2 separate regions of the Homo sapiens genome follow, and region 1 is linked to region 2. The links are chromatin loops, found by intact Hi-C in ENCODE. Cell type or tissue: psoas muscle. All regions are shown on one strand.

Region 1 (8,000 bases), 480 kb after region 2:
CAGACCTGGAGTGCCTGTCTTAACTTCAAGTTAGCTGTCCAACATCTGGACTTCACACTTGTCACTAAGTAGAAACAAACAAGGTACTGAGCTAAGTCCTCTCTAAGGTCTGATCAGATTCTGAAATCTACCCTTCTGTAGGTGAACTGAAATGTGAAGTAACAACCAGAACTCGTAGTCACTGAGTCTGTGAACACCATTAGTGCCCAGAATAGAGCTAGGCATATGGCAGTTACCTGCCAAAGATGGAATGTTTATATCCCCCCACAGATTCATATGTTGAAGCCTATCCCCAATGTGATGGTACTTGGAGGTGGGGCCCTTGGGATTAGTGTCCTAAAAAGAGACACAGCGAGCTCCCTCACTCCTTCCACCATGTGAGGACGCAGTGAGAAAACAGCTATCTACAAACCTGGAAGCAGACCCTCACCAGACACCAAAACTGCTGGTGCCTTGGTCTTGAACTTCCCAGTCTCCAGAACTGTGAGAAATAAATTTTTGTTGTTTATAAGCCACCCAGTTTACGGTATTTTGTTATAGCAGCCCAAATAGACCAAGACAATACCCAATATATACTTACTGACTGATGCTGCTTGAGCAACCAGCACAGCTTATGGTTCCTAAGGGCCTAGCACAGTGCCTGGTACATCATGAGCACTCACAGCAGCTCTACTGAATGAATTTCATGAGACCATACACTGAGCTCACTCAGCAGCAAGCTAACTAGGGTTCTTATACAACCCAGAACCCCACAGCAAACCCTGGTGAACAAAGTCATAAATCTGGGAGCTAACAGATCAATTCTTGATGCTATCTAACATTACATGAAGCATCAGAAATGTCTTAAGACTGCCCTTCAAGAAGCCTGCATTAAAATTACTCACTGATTTATTTCTATGAGAATTATCAGCCAGGCAAGAACTTAGTCAGACACGCTCTCAGGAGAGAGATTACCAGAAAGATGAAAATAACATGAAGCAACAGCAGATTCCCTGTGAATATCACTCAAGCAGACTAACTACATTTGTCTCTTACCTTTGGAAATCTGGATTCAAACAGAACAACTACTAGAAGAGAATTTGGTTTAATGAACATAACCCTGTCCACAGGCACATCAAAAGCCTTTGCAATAAAGCTACTGCACACCTGATAGCCAAGATAAAGTATAAAATGGTTTTGGAAGTCACGAATCAGATTCAGTGACAAGTAACATTTACCAAGTACCTACTATGTATCAAGAACTGTGCTCAGCACTTATACACTCCTTTGATCCTCTCAGTAACATGGAAAGCTACTCCAGAGGCTGAGGCAAAATCACTTGAGGCCAGGAGATTGAGTCCAGCCTGGGCAACATTGCAAGATCCATCTCCAAAAAATTAAATAAAAAAAAAATTAGCTAGGCATGGTGGTATGCACCTGTAGTCCCTCCTCAGGAGGCTAAGGAGTAGGATCACTTAGGCCTAGGAGTTTGAGGCTGTAGTGAGCTATGATTATGCCACTGCACTTCAGTCAGGGTGACAAAGCAAGACCCTGTCTCTAAAAACAAATAAAAATAAAAATAACACTGAAAGACAAAAGTTATTAACTCTATCTGTGCAAAAAAGAATACAAGTTGTGGAAGGGCACCGTCTTTCACACAAAAATGCGGTTGAGAGTCAAACCTAGATTGTCTGTTTAGGTCCAACATGCACTCAACAAATATTAAATGCTATTTACTGTGTACTCAGTCTTTTTTTTTTTTTTTTTTTTTTTTTTGAGATGGAGTCCCACTCACTCTGTTGCCCAGAGTAGCATACAGTGGCATGATCTCGGCTCACTGCAACCTCTGCCTCCCAGGTTCAAGAGCTTTTCCTGCCTCAGCCTCCCGAGTAGCTGGAACTACAGGCGTGCACCACCACGTCCAGTTAATTTTTATATTTTTAGAGATAGGGTTTCGCTATGTTGGCCAGGGTGGTCTCAAACTGCTGACCTTAAGTAATCCAACCACCTTGGCCTCCCAAAGTCTTGGGATTACAGGCACAAGCCACCACACTCAGCCTTGTTTTTAGGAACTAGGAATGAACAAAACAGAACAGCTTCCCTGTCCTCCTGGACATCCAAATGTGCTTTTTACCATGGTTCACTATCTCTAGTCTCAACTCCACTGGACCATCAGTCAGCAGAAAGATGCCTAGATTTACACATTCAAATCTGTCTGGCTTTGCCCCCATAAGGGGCCTTCCAATCCAGATCCTGAAAAGTAAAGCTGTTAATGTATGAACAGATATATCACGATGAATTCTAGTACTAATAAGAGCAAATAGGACAATTTTAAGGATTGCCCAAGATTTGCAAGATTTGTTAATAGAGAAAAACCAGGTTTTCAAATGAGTAAAAAGCATTGTGTGTTTCAAGACAGAAGATAATTAGAATGGAAACAGAACATCAGATTTTATAGCACACATCTACAAAGAGAGACAGGAGAAAGAGTAACAGCACTTCCCCACCATGTCAGCTCTCCTACTGAGGTCAGATCTGAAAGGATATCTGTATTATCGTGTCCGAGCAAGCCGAGAAGCGACTGTACAGCATTCAGCTCCACCAGAAGGTGGTACAGGTCTGGCATGGTGGCCACCACGTGCATCTCCTGAATGATGTCATTTAGGTCCAGCTCGGATTCCATGAACCTAGGAGGGAAAACAAGACATCATTAGAAGGAAAGGGGCACTATCAGCAATGAGGAGCAAACAGCAACAATCTAGACAACAAGGCAATCTGTCAAAGTGTCTACAACAGACCAACCAAGAAGTACACTCATCCAAACATCATACTGTCACACAATTTCCTTGGGAAATCGATTTCCTCATTACAAAAATCAATCTTGGATTCAGATCTCATTACAGGGTTCCCTTACTCTTGCAGTCACAAGCTGCCTTTCAGAGGCTCCCGAAGCATTTTGTAGCACTAAACGATCTTTCCACCAGTCCTATAGATTAGCCACCATTACCCCTTGGTGTGGCAATTCACTCTGTTGCCCTGAACATAGTTATCCTACTACCCATCCAAAAAGGGTTTCTCTTACTTCCCACTTCAGATCAAGGGCCAGTTATTCCCCTTACCAAAGAAGATAAGATTTTCTGTATCCAAAAATGCCCTCCCTCTTCCTCCTCTTTGGAGCTGATTCAGAGGCAGATACCAAAGAAAAGCAGACCTAGTCTCTGGCATCCTACAATCACCACCAACTTTACACAGCATGATACTTTACTCACATTTCTATACCTGAACCTTTCAACAAACCTATGCCCAGGCACTAAGAACAGAACTACTTTGCATTCACGCTGCATGCCCTCCCCCGGTGTTTGACATACAAGAAATGCCGATTAAGCCTTGGATGAACAAGACAGGAAGGTTTGTTCTGAGATGGAAATGAGCTAATCTGGTGTAAGGCAACTGAACAATACCTGACTGAGAGTGACTGAGAGGAAGCAGTGGTTAAACTGACTCTGGAGTCAGACTACCTGGGTTTGAACCTGGCTTAGCCACCTACTTAGCCTCTCTATGCCTCAGTTTCTTCTGTAAATAGGGACAATAAGGTTATCTGTCTCACAGGGCCACTGTAAAGAGTAAATGAGTAAGGACATATAAAGCACTGAGAACAATGTCTACCATATAAAAAGCACTATGTAAGTATTTGTTCTCATTACTATTGCTGCTACTATTACTGTAATATGTCTGTCTTCTCTTCTAGAAAGTAAACTTCTTAAAGACAGGAAATGTATCTTTGTCTCTTATATCCACAGATGCCTACTGAATTAAATTGAGGGCACAAAGAAAAGGAACACAAGCAGGGACTCTTGAAGTCACACAGGACTCATCAACTTCCAGATGCTGTGGGGCTGGGTAGATACAGCTTCTCCAAAAATCTGGAGTCGGTAAGCAACAAAATCTAGAGACTTAGAATTCTTTAAAACATGCCCATATTTTAGACAATTTCTATTACTGTTTTTCTCCATTAATATTTTTAAGTATATGCTTATATATTTTTTCCCAATTACAGTATACTTTTTGTAGAAAACCGGAGAAAGAAAAGCAAGCCCTCAAAAATGTAAACAAATTATCCATAAGCCTACTAACCAAAAATAACCATTGATAATACTCTTTATGTTTAAGCCTTTTTCTCAACTCACAGACTCTTAAATTCTGTTTCAGTGTATGATATAAGGCAAAGATCTAACTTTATTTTCTGTGAATGTTTGACCAACCGCTTCAATACCATGTATGTTTGCCTGTATGTTTAAGTCATTCTTCTCAACTCACAGACTTTCCCCCCAAAAAGTAAGCCTATATAGTATATAGTTCTATATTCATTTTGCTGTTGTTGTTAATATAGGCTAAATAATTCCCCTTATCATTATTCTACTACAATAGGAGAAGCCAATACCTGACAAACTGCTATGGGTCCTTCTCCTTCTCCATGGCAAAATCCCTCACTCACCACAGCACTCTTCCCTGCTGAGCCAAGATGGCTGGCCTCAGAATCCTTCTCAACACAGTGTTCCAAGAAGAGACTATGAATCAATCACAGGCTGGGTGTGGCCGATTAAGCTTATCTACAATCCCTGTTCTAAGTCATAGATTAATGGCCACACAATATTCCCTTGAGTAGACGTACTGTGATTTAATTAACCAATCCCCCTTTGTCAGGCATTCAGATAATTTCCATTTCTTTTCCCTTTAACAAATGACACTAAGATGTATGCATTCCTAATTACTGTGTTAGGATAAATTCCCAGGAAGGAAAGGGACAAGTCAAAGAGTACACATGACTTAAATAGATTTTGATATATTTTGCCAGAAAAGTACCAATAGTGCATGAAGTGCCTATTTCCCCTTACCCTCTTCACAAACAGTATCTCCTCCAATTTGAGATAGAAAAGACAACTCATTTTGTATTTTGCATTTCTGATAGTAAGATGGTTAACATTCTTCTAATGTTTACTGTTTGTATTTCTTCTTTGCCCATTCTTATTAGGATGCTCACTTTGTTTATAGATTTATAAACACCGTATATTAAGGAAATTAATCTCTATCCTACACTGCAAAAAAAATAATCAGAGAAAAGTGTTTGCCCTTTAATTTGTACATTGTGCTTTTTGACATAAAGGTTTTTTTTTCCTTTTGACATAAAGGTTTTAAAAAGTTCAAGTAGCAAAATCTTTGCCTTTATGAACTCTATTTTACATGTATCCTGAGCAAGATATTTTCTGTGCTAAAAGAAGATATATTTTATGATGTATTTTTATGTTTATATATTTAAATATTTAATCTATCTGAAATTTATTTTAATGTATTGATATAGGGCACAAATCTAACTTTATTTTCTGCAAATGTTTGGCCAAGTGCTCCAATACTATAATCTATCTTTCCCCAGAGATTTAAAGAAATGTCATCTATCATACACTAAATTTTAATGTGTACTTTATTCTGTTTCTGGGTTTTTCACTCCATTTCATTGATTCGTCTGTAAATTCCTGAGTCAGGACCACACTTCCACATTGTTATAGCTTTATAGTATGTTTTATGTGTGTTACTGCAAACAACTCCCTTGTTGTTTTTATTTTTCAGTGTTTCCTTGCCTGTTCTCACTTATTATTCCAAGTAAATTTCATAACTATTTTAGCAAGATTTTCCCCCAATACCTTTTTTTTAAAAGGCTTCCTTCTCTGCTTGCAAATAGATTATTTTTTTAGATCACTTGAAGTGTGGAAGCTAAATCAGAATCATGACTCAGTAAGGCTGGTGCAGAAGGATTCAAATATTCCATGGGCCAGGAGATCTACATAATCCTTGAACCCAAAGGCCTCAACAAACCTCTAAGGCTTATTTGCCTTATGTGAGTGAGTGTATACAAGATTTCTGGAGAACAACCTGACAAAAGGTTTTTCCAGTTCACTTGGAAGAACTGGCAAGGGAGACTGGGCACTAAACAGTAAAAAAAAAAAAAAAAATTGTGCTGAGTGCAGTATAAGATCTGGTGATTTGGGTGATCGACAGCGAACGTGGTGGCTCATGCCTGTAATCCCAGCACTTTGGGAGGCCAAGGTGGGCGGGTCACTTGAGGTCGGGAGTTTGAGACCTGCCTGGCCAACAGAGTGAAACCCCGTCTCTACTAAAAACACAAAAATTAACTAGGTGTGGTGGCGCACACTTGTAATCCCAGCTACTCGAGAAGCTGAGGCAGGAGAATTGCTTGAACCTGGGAGGTGGAGGTTGCAGTGAGCTAAGATCGTGCCACTGCACTCCAGCCTCGGCAATGCAGTGAGACTCTGTCTCAAAAAATAAATAAATAAAGTAATTGAACGATTGTTAGTCACCTGGAGGGGTCTGTCCTTAGGCCTGTTTAGATCAAGTATTTTATTATTTTTTTTTAATCAATAACATGAGCAAAGATAGATAAAGGGCAAAATGAAAAAATGTTATATGACACAAAGCTTAAAGAGACAGTAAGCACAGCAGCTGACAGAATCAATTCAAAAGTTCCTGACAGGCAATAATGATGTGCCAAATCTAACCAAAGGAAAAATACCTGGGATCCACACAGAAAACTGCAATGAACCAAAAAGTCAAGTACAAATGTAAAGGCTGGGAGAGATACAGTTTCATAAGGGCACATGTGTTTCTTTCTGAACTTGATGGCTTTATTGAACCATAACTGTAATACAAATCAGAACATGAGCCAGTTCTGCCAGAGACAATTTCTTATTCATCTCTGGACATCCAGCACCTGACGCAGGCCTTGGTCCAACACAGAAACTTGGGAGATGCCTGTAAATGGGGGCACAGATGAAAACAGCTGCCACAAGTGCTACGGTGGTTTTAGGGTACTTAAAAGAGGACAATACAGAGTTATGCTGATTCAATGACCCTAAAACTTTGTGACATCTGTTCAAGGAACCATCTTTTAGGAGGGATGTGGAAACCAATTCAGGGAAACAACCAAGATTCTAAGGAGTCTAGATACATCTCATATAAGAATTTGTTGAAATGCTTTCTCATTCTGAGTTGAAATTTTAAGAGTCAAAGCTGCCAAATGATGGAATAGCTTTCTTTGGAAAGTTAGATCCTTCTCACTGGGATAGTTAATAAAGGATGACATTAAAAAAAAAAATACCAAGAGTTAGATGGTAGAATAGACTGTGCTTCTCAGTTCCTTCCAACTTTGAAATTCTTCTTCCAAATATGGTCTTAACCCAGTGCTTTTAAGTTTAGGAAGTCAGAAAATTATCAAAATAAAACAAACAAGCAGAGAATAAAACTGCAAGCAGGGAAATATTACAAAAATATACTGGGTCCAGTGTTATGTGAGTAACAAGATACCGTGAGAAATGCTGGACTTGGGAATGAGACTGACCTGGGTCATACTCCCAGCCATGCTATTTACTAGAGGTGTGGCCATGAACAGTGAATTGACAAATATTTACTAGGCACATACTAGGTGCCAGTCACTGTGTTAGGCACTGAGGATATAACAGATAAAATAATCCCAGTTTCTGGCCTCCATTAAATATAAATAATCTATTACAAACCATTAATTATAAGCATGCCTGGTACTACCAAGAGAAGTGTCACTGGAACACAGAGCGTGGTGTCCCAACCTGATCAAGGAAGACACAGAATATTAACTAACTTATTGCTAGACCCTGATTTCCTTATCTTCCTATAGTGAGGATTAAAAGAGATAATATATATACAGTGCCTAATAATAGCTGGCACATACAAGTACTCAATGAATCTATGTACCCTCAAGTTTGTTATAACAGTCGTCTTCTGTTTTGCCTGACCAAGCACAGCCTACTCATGAGCCTACTCATTTAAAGCACACACTACTATTTGCAGAGAACTGTCTTTAGGAATTAGGCATACCTTCAGCAATAGATGACTCACAGCTGGGGGAAAGGATAAAGTTAGAGGTGACGGGAAAGCAATAGAGCAACATATTAAAACAGTAACCCAGGCTGAGA
Region 2 (8,000 bases):
GGAATATCAGGTGGGTCCAAAAAAACCACAGAATCCACCAAATCCCAAGCCTAGGTATCTGGAGCTATTCCCAGCATAAACCTCAAATTTCTCTGCCTGGCAGAAGCAGTCACCTAGTTCTTCCATGTCTTAGAGGACACTGTTGGGATTTAGTGACTTTTCTCACCAGCCCCAAGAAGGAAACAGCTCTTGGCTCCTCAGGGAACTGTGCAAAGATTACAAAGAAGTTTCATCACAAGGGCCAGCTTCCATCAGTTTGTATGATTGCCCGGAGAGCTGTACTGGGAAAGAGCCAAGCTCAGAGGGAACGAGTGCTATGATTGATTAATGATGTCTGCCTTGGGCACAAGCTAGGAGAGTGGCAGTATGAGTGCTGTTTATTTGCCATTCCCTAACCAGGGTCTGGTTCTGAATTTTGATTTGTCAGAGTTTCCAGAGAAGATTGGTTGCTGGCAAAGCAACTTTTAAAGCTGGAGTCAACCTTACTTGTGGGAAATGAACTGGTGCTGGGGCAGGGATCTGGGCAGGACCTTCTAAAATGACTGTCCTCACTTTGAGTCCCTGGTTCTCCTGATTCTTTGGTCTGCAGGTGGAGGTGCTGACCTCATTGAAGGCCCTCAGCCACCATGTGGACCCCAGCCAGCTGCCCGCAGTCCTGGAAGGCCCCTTCCCCTACTGCCACACCGAGTGGGTTCATTTCTTCCAGGTGTTTACCGTCACAGCCTTTAGCCCCTGACCCCCACTCCTTCTCTTCTTCTCTTCACTCTTCTGTCCCATGGATCCATCAACCCTGCTATGCTAAAAAATAAACGGTCACTCAACAAATGTTTACAGTGAAGGTACAGAGTCAAATGATTAAGAGCTCAGGCTCTGGGGCCAGGCTGCCTACATTGCAATCCCAGCTCTGCTGTGTGATTTTGGATAAGTTACTTACCTTCTCTGAGCCTTGGTTTCCTCATCAGCTAAACAGGGGATAATAATAGTACCTCCTCATGGGGTTTTTGTGAGGATTAATTTAGTTAATACGGGTAAAGAGCTAGGTCTATGTTAACTGAAAATAAATTTACAGGGCCGGGCGCTGTGATTCACACCTGTAATCCCAGCACTTTGGGAGGCCGAGATGGGTGGATCACATGAGGTGAGGAGTTTGAGACCAGCCTGGCCAACATGGTAAAACCTCATATCTACTAAAAATACAAGAAAGAAAAAGTTAGCCAGGCATGGTGGTATGCACCTGTAGTCCCAGCTACTCGGGAGGCTGAGGCATGAGAATTGCTTGAACCCAGGAGGCAGAGATTGCAGTGAGCCAAGATCACACCACTGCACTCCAGCCTAGGTGGCACAGTGAGACTCTGTCTCAAAAAGAATCTTAAAATAAAATAAAATAAATTTACAGGCACTTGCTCTATGGACCCACACAACTCAGGAAGCTCAGGGTCTGGTTCCCTCCTATAAGAGGGAGGAAATAAGGCAGCCGCCAGTGTTGGGCTCCTTTCCTGTGTAATCACAGTCCCTCCTCCCCACAACCCCAAGAGGGGGCATTTCATACCCAATTTAGTACACGAGGACACATAGGGCGAGGGTGCCTTTCGGTGGGCTTAAACCACACCGAAACCGATGCCCATCAATGCCCGCCCCGGGTCCTCTCTAGACCAGGGTTGCTCAACCTTAACCTATTCACATTTGGGGTTGAGCAATTCTGTTTTGTTGGGAGCTGTCTTGTGTATTGCGGCATGCTTGGTACCAGCCCTGGCTCTACCCACTGTTTGCACCCCACAAATTATGACAATTAAAAAAGTCTCCTGACATTGCTGAATGTCCCCGGGGGCAAAGTCACCCCTCATTGAGAACCGCCGGTCTATACTAACAGTGTAACATGGTGGCTTATTTACTTTTTGCCCAAGTGATCTTTTTAAAATTGTGTGTTTTTGAATAGGCAGTAAGTATATTCACATTTCAAATGGTCCAAAAAGATACCTACTGAACAATCTCCTTTTCCGCTTGTCCCCCAGGGTCCTAGCTTCCCTTTCCAGAGGCCTCCAATGAATCCACTGGTTTTTGAACTGTATTTTAGCTTTAAACCCTTTCCTTTACATGAAATCTTACCTGTAGACCCACTACATGGAAGTGAGAATGATGATAAACACAGTATGGGCTGGGCTCTGTTCTAAGTGCCTTGCATATATTAATGGGTTTAATCCTCACACAACCCTATAAGGCAGGAACTACTATGATCTCCATTTTAAAGAGGAGGAAGCAGAGACACAGAGAGGTTAAGTAACTTGCCCAAGGTCTCACAGCTTGTAAGTGATGGAGCTGGGCCGAAGTGGGACTCAGCTGAAAATGTTCCCCTAACTCTGCCCTCTTCCTTTCCTTACCAATCATGGTATCCCCACTGGCCTGGGAGTCGCTCAGGCCTGTCTCCTTTCTTCTCCCTCACTCATACTCAACACCAGTGGTTCTCAAAGTGTGGTTCCCCAGGCCAGCAGCATCAGCAACACCTGGGAACTTGTTAGAAATGCACTTTCTACCATGCCTCGCCCCAGAGGAACTGAAGCAGAACCTCAGGAGCAGAGCCCAGAGCCTGTGTTTTAACCAGCTCTCCAGATGCTTCTGATGCACCTGGAGTTGGAGAGCCACTGCCTCCCACCTCCCCTCTGTGCTCCTGAGATGCAAGAGGCATCCTCCTGGTTGGCCTGGGCTGACACCTGCCCTTTGGTCCTCTGTCCTGCAGAAGCTGGACCCTTTCCTTGCTGACCTCCACCAGGCCTCTTCCCTGCTACAAGCTTCCATCGAGGAATTCGAGAAGGCCGACCCCCCTGGGGGGATGCAGGTGAGCCTGGAGCATGGTGACTGGGGAAGCTACATCACACCCCAGACCCCATGGACCAAGGGCTTCGAGAAGGGGACGGCCTGGGGAAAAGGGGGAGGACATTATTCCTGTTTTTCATCATTCATTTGACTCATATTTGAGGGGCACCCACTTTGTACCCTGCACTGGAGACCAGCCTGGAGCAAACTGACTTATCCCTGCCCTCTTGGGGCTCGTGGTGCTGTGGCAGAGGTGGTAGTTTAAAAAGCAAACTATTATAAATGGGTATGTCATTCCAAATTGTGTCAAGTCCTGTGGAAGTAAGATTGGGAATAATGAGGGAGGGAGGAGGGCCTCTCTGAAGAGCTGGAGTTTAAGTTGAGGCTTGAAGTTTGAGAAGGAGCCTGCCTTTGTGGGGGGCTGTGCTCCAGGCAGGGGGCAAACACATGTGAAGGCCCTGAGGTGGGATTATACCTGGGGTGTTCAGGAGTAGCAAGGAGGCCAGTGTGGAGCAGAATGAGTGGGAAAGAAGCATGAGTGGAGCTTCTAGATGCAGCAGGAGCTGGACCAAGGAAGAGTTGGGCTGGGATTCAGTTCGAAGCCTGCAGGGAAAGCCACTGGAGAGTTTTAAACCAGGGGTTATCAGATTTGCACTTTGAGATCCGTTCAACTGCCATGTGGAGAACAGACTGTAGGGGGAGCCAGAGGGCAGCAGGGAGATCAGCGAAGAGGCTGGAATGGGTGTCCCAGCAAGAGATGCTGGAGGGTGGACCAATGAGGTTGCCGTGGTGACGAGAGGGGACATGGCTAGAGGGGATGTTTTAGAGACAGAAATGACAGACTTTCTGGAGGACCTTGAATGCCAAACTGGGAGTTGGACTTGATCTGGGTGTGGGGAGCCTTGGAAGGTTGCAGAGGGAGAGTGGGGATGGGGCCTCAGGGCACCTCCCTACGCTGGCAGGAGGCTACCAGGTGCCTGAGCAAGTCCAAGGAGCTGATGGAGGCTGTGCTGAGGGACCCCGGCCTACTGGGCCTCCAGCGGGAAGGTGGAGCCACCCTGGCCAGGCTGCAGCATGATGCCAGCAGGCTGGACTTCAGCCCTGATGTCAGGTACAGACGTCCAGGCCTTTCCTCTTCCACCCCATCCTGTTTCTGGCCCAGGAGCTTGGAGCTGGGACCACACCACCTAGGGCACACATAGCTGAGCCCCGAGGGCGCCCAGCTTTGCAGTAGTTGCAGGGCCTGTATCCCAGGCTGACGCCTGGTCACAGAAACCTGCCCTGAGCCCTGGCAATTTCCTCGCCCCTTCTCTGCTTTCCCTCCTTCAGCCCCAGCCATCTTGAGCCTGGGATGGGCATCAGAGGATGTCGCCTACCCATTTCTGGTCACCCTTTTGGAAAAGCACTTTCTCTGACCCACACACCACGCTGAACCCCTGCAAGAGCCTGCCTCATTTATTTCTGGCAAGAACCCTGTGAGGTCCACATTGTCCATTTGGCTGATGGGTAACTGAGGCTCAGCGAAGGGAAATAGCAGCTAGACAGCGGCTGGTAAGGGATTTGAAGCCAGGCCTTCTGGGCATTTAACCCCTACCCGGCCCTGCCTTTCCCGGTAGGCTGCTCAGACACACTTGTGAGAACCTCATGGTGTCTCAGGGGTCTCAGAGCCAGAATAAATTATAGACATTCCTGGAAAGTCCCAGCTTTCTTAAATTTAGGGGGTGGGGAAAAGTCAGTCATTAAATTGGTCAGTAATTGCAAGTATTTTCACCCTCTTAGAACACAGCTACTTATATTCAAAGTCAAGGGCTGGTATGCATGAGCTTTTAAGAACATTTTGTTTACAGAACCAAGACCTAAATAGCACTTTGTATGTGTCCAGCATTTTTCTCAGGGATTTACAAATACCAGCTCACTTAATTCACTCCGAGGTAGCTGCAGATATTATGCCTATTTTACAGTGGAGGAACCTGAGGCTCAGAGAAGGTAAGTGATTAGTCCAGGGTCACATAGCTGGGATGTGGTGGGGCCCGGACTTGAATCCAGGCAGTCTGGTCCCAGAATCTTGAACACACCACCCAGAGCTGCACTAGACTTGAGAGCAGGCTTACACAGATGGACGCACGGGCAGCACTGGTATGGGGTCATCTCCCTGCCCCTCAGTGCCTGGTGGGGGTTGGCACTGCCTTTCTCAGCCTCTTCCACCCTTACCTGCCCCACCAGCCCAGGCCCCTCCTGTCCATCCGAGGCCCCGCAGACCCGCAGCTACCAGCATCTCCAGCAGGGGTCACTGTGGTCCCACATGAGCTGCTGTGGGCGTTTGTTCTGCAGCGGGTCCCTGCAGCCCCTAGGCTGTCCCCGTCCCTCCGTCCCTCCCTCTCCAGGCAGGCAGAGATTTTCTATCCTATTCACGCACCCTGGGCCACACCTCTTCCCTGCAAGGGTGGCAACCCGTGGGGAGCTGCAGTCAGATGGGGAGGCTGAGGTAGAGCAAAGCACCCTCCAGGAAGTCAAAAGCTTTTCTTCCATCTTCTCTCTTCCATTTTCCCTCTGAAGGCAGAGGAGGGCAGAGCAGGGTTGGAGATTCCTCCCTTCACACAAATATCACCATGCCTGAAATCCCATCCACACTTCTTCCTTAGTGACTTGTGGCTTTGAGCATTTTTTAAAATTATGTGCAGAAACAGCCCTGGGTGGGGTTCCAACTCAGGTTGTCATCTGCAAGTCGATTCCCCTCCCTTGACCTCAGTTTTCCCATCTGTGAAATGGAGGCAGGGCCGGCAGGCATGTTGCAGCTACTTCCCACCATTGCAATAGAAATAGCACGGACCTGACAAACATCGTGCGCTGGGCACTGTGTTAAGTGTTTTGCACGCATGAGCGCTGGTTCTCTGCCCTGGCTGTCCCTGGAACCGCCTGAGGTGCTTTAGAAAGCATCAGTGTCTCAGCCGGGCGTGGTGGCTTATGCCTATAATGCCAGCACTTTTGGAGGCTGAGGCAGACAGATCACCTGAAGTCAGGAGTTCAAGACCAGCCTGGCCAATATGTGAAACCCTGTCTCTACTAAAAATACAAAAATTAGCCCGGCATGGTGGTGCGTGCCTGTAATCCCAGCTACCCAGGAGGCTGAGGCAGGAGAATCGTTGGAACCCAGGAGGCAGAGGTTGCAGTGAATGGAGATCGCGCCACTGCACTCTAGCCTGGGTGACCAGCCTGGGTGACAGAGTGAGACTCCGTCTCAAAAAAAAAAAAAAAAAAAAAAGGGAAACATCAGTGTGTTGGTTGCACTCAGAGTCTGACTTTGTTGGCCTGGGGCAGGGCACTAAGATTTGTTAAAGCTCCCAGGGCAGGTTATAATGTATAGCTAGAGTTGAGGGCCAGGGCGTTAGATCATTTAATCCTTACAACCATGCTATGAAGTGGGTTCTGTGATTATCTCCACCTCACAGAATAAAAAGCAGAGACATAGAAAGGTTGAGAAATTTGCACAGAGCCTCCTACTAGAAGGCAGCAGAGCTGGGCTTTGAACCCAGATCTGTCCGGCCAGCTTCATTCCCTTCTAGGGAAGGGGGAGGGTCAGTTCACTTCCTACTGTGTTCTCTTGTCCTCCCAGTCCCATGGAAGACCAAGGCTGAGGCCCTTGGTGAAGGGCCTGCCCACAGTCACACAGCAAGTTAGCTGGAAACCCAGGCTGGGGCCACAGAGATGGAGGGGCAGGCCTATGCGGGACAGAAGTACAGCAGGGTGAAGAGGGCAACAGAGGCCTTTTCTCACCTCCGCCCACCTCCCAGGAGCCATCTGGCTGCAGCCACTGCCTTGTACAGCCTTGTGGACGAGCAGCTTCATGTTCTGGTCACCGCTTCCAACAGCCTCCTGGGGAAGCTGGAGCTCCGTGTCCGCCTGGGCCGCCTGGAAGCTGCCATTCACCAGGTGAAAGGGGTGTCTGGCTTGGGGTGTGGGGGTTCTGCCTGGCCACATTCCACAGGAAAGCCCCGACTCTGGGCCCGTCCCTAGTCAGGTGCTTTGTTCTGGAGAAAGGACACCAAGCTGGCGATCCTTCAAAGGCCAGGCAGGCATCCTTGGGGCGTAGCACATGACCTGGTGCTCAATAAGTGCTCAGTGGGTGAAAACATAGCCCCAAGAGCTGCACTTATTGAGCGCCAACTCTGTGCCAAGCCCTGGGCCAGAGCCGTTGTGAACATCATTGCTTTCTGAACTCATGGGGAAGGTGCTAGGATTTCATCCACTGCACAGATGAGGAAACTGAGGCTGGGAGACATTATGTTACCTGCTTGTGGTTGCATATCTCGGGGTCTGATTCTGGAACCTGCACCTGGTGTGGCTTCATCTGACTGCCGGTGCCGAGAACCAACACATTCCTGTCAGCCTGGAGCTGTGGGGCACGGCACACTCCTGCATCAGACAGCCCTGGTTCATTCCTGGCTCCAGCACTTACTCGTGGTGTGGCCCTGGACAAGATGTTTAACTCTTCAGTGCTTCAGTATCTTCATTTGTTGAATGGGGGGTAATATCAGTACGTGCTACATTGGATCTGTGAAGATAAAGTGAGTGAATAGGCTCTTTAAGATGCCCCAGAATAAGAAAGGAACTTCCACTCGGGGTTGAGAGCCATTATATACCCTCTATCCCTCATTGAATCTTCATGTCTACCCCATTTTACCACTGAGTAAACTGAGGCCCAGAAAGGGGGAGTGGCTTACCATGTTCACATGGTGAGTTCCCAGCAGGCCCATGGACTTTCCTCTGCAGCCTGCAGCTTCTTCTCCAGCACTGTTTGCATGTGCACGCGCACACAAACACACACACACACCCGAACAGGGAGCTCATCACCCCTGAGGCCACCCCTTTTATGATCCGGCGTCTCTGAGTGGTTAGAGTAGCCTGAAGTTCACCACCCTGTGCCTTCATTCAGATAACTGTGCACTGAGGGCGTTGGCCAGGCCAGATGCCCTCCAGGGTCCCGCTTTGAAGAACATGACCACACACTCCCCCTCCCCAAGTCATTTCTTCCCACGCCCAGAATTGGGAGAATTTCAGTCCAAGCCAGTGGTCACAGGCCTAGCCACTGAATGAGTGAAGACAGAAGACCTCAGCCTGCAAGGAAGTGGGGGAGCTGGACAAGGGAGGTCTCCTAGCAGCCCCTCATGTCCAAATCTGCCTCTCCTGCC

The links. A loop is a pair of places that touch in the nucleus more often than their neighbours do. Peaks named below come from ENCODE experiments on the same cell type or tissue, not always from the same donor. Only the 100,000 strongest peaks of a DNase experiment are listed, where the experiment ranks them.
Region 1: it touches region 2 in a loop (2.1-fold over the local background); 10 of 110 quality-filtered maps call a loop at or near these places.

Annotation. Positions count from the first base shown.
Region 1 is chr20:37,741,134-37,749,133 of GRCh38, reverse strand. It overlaps CTNNBL1 (catenin beta like 1), which reads right to left. Exons shown (of 16, transcript NM_030877.5): 4 at 2,527-2,666. LOC124904895 (a long non-coding RNA gene) reads right to left here and starts at 1,737. Exons shown (of 2, transcript XR_007067575.1): 1 at 1-1,737. In psoas muscle, no CTCF peak of the experiment used is centred here; no DNase peak of the experiment used is centred here; H3K27ac peaks cover 514 bases.
Region 2 is chr20:38,218,371-38,226,370 of GRCh38, reverse strand. KIAA1755 reads left to right here. Exons shown (of 14, transcript NM_001029864.2): 8 at 590-706; 9 at 2,735-2,833; 10 at 3,774-3,922; 11 at 6,603-6,741. Among named protein-coding and RNA genes, the nearest start is that of KIAA1755, 38 kb to the left of the region's middle. RefSeq lists enhancers at 6,741-7,242, 7,657-8,000. In psoas muscle, CTCF peaks have their summits at 3,508 (motif pointing right) and 5,100 (motif pointing right); DNase peaks (open chromatin) are centred at 3,530 and 5,100.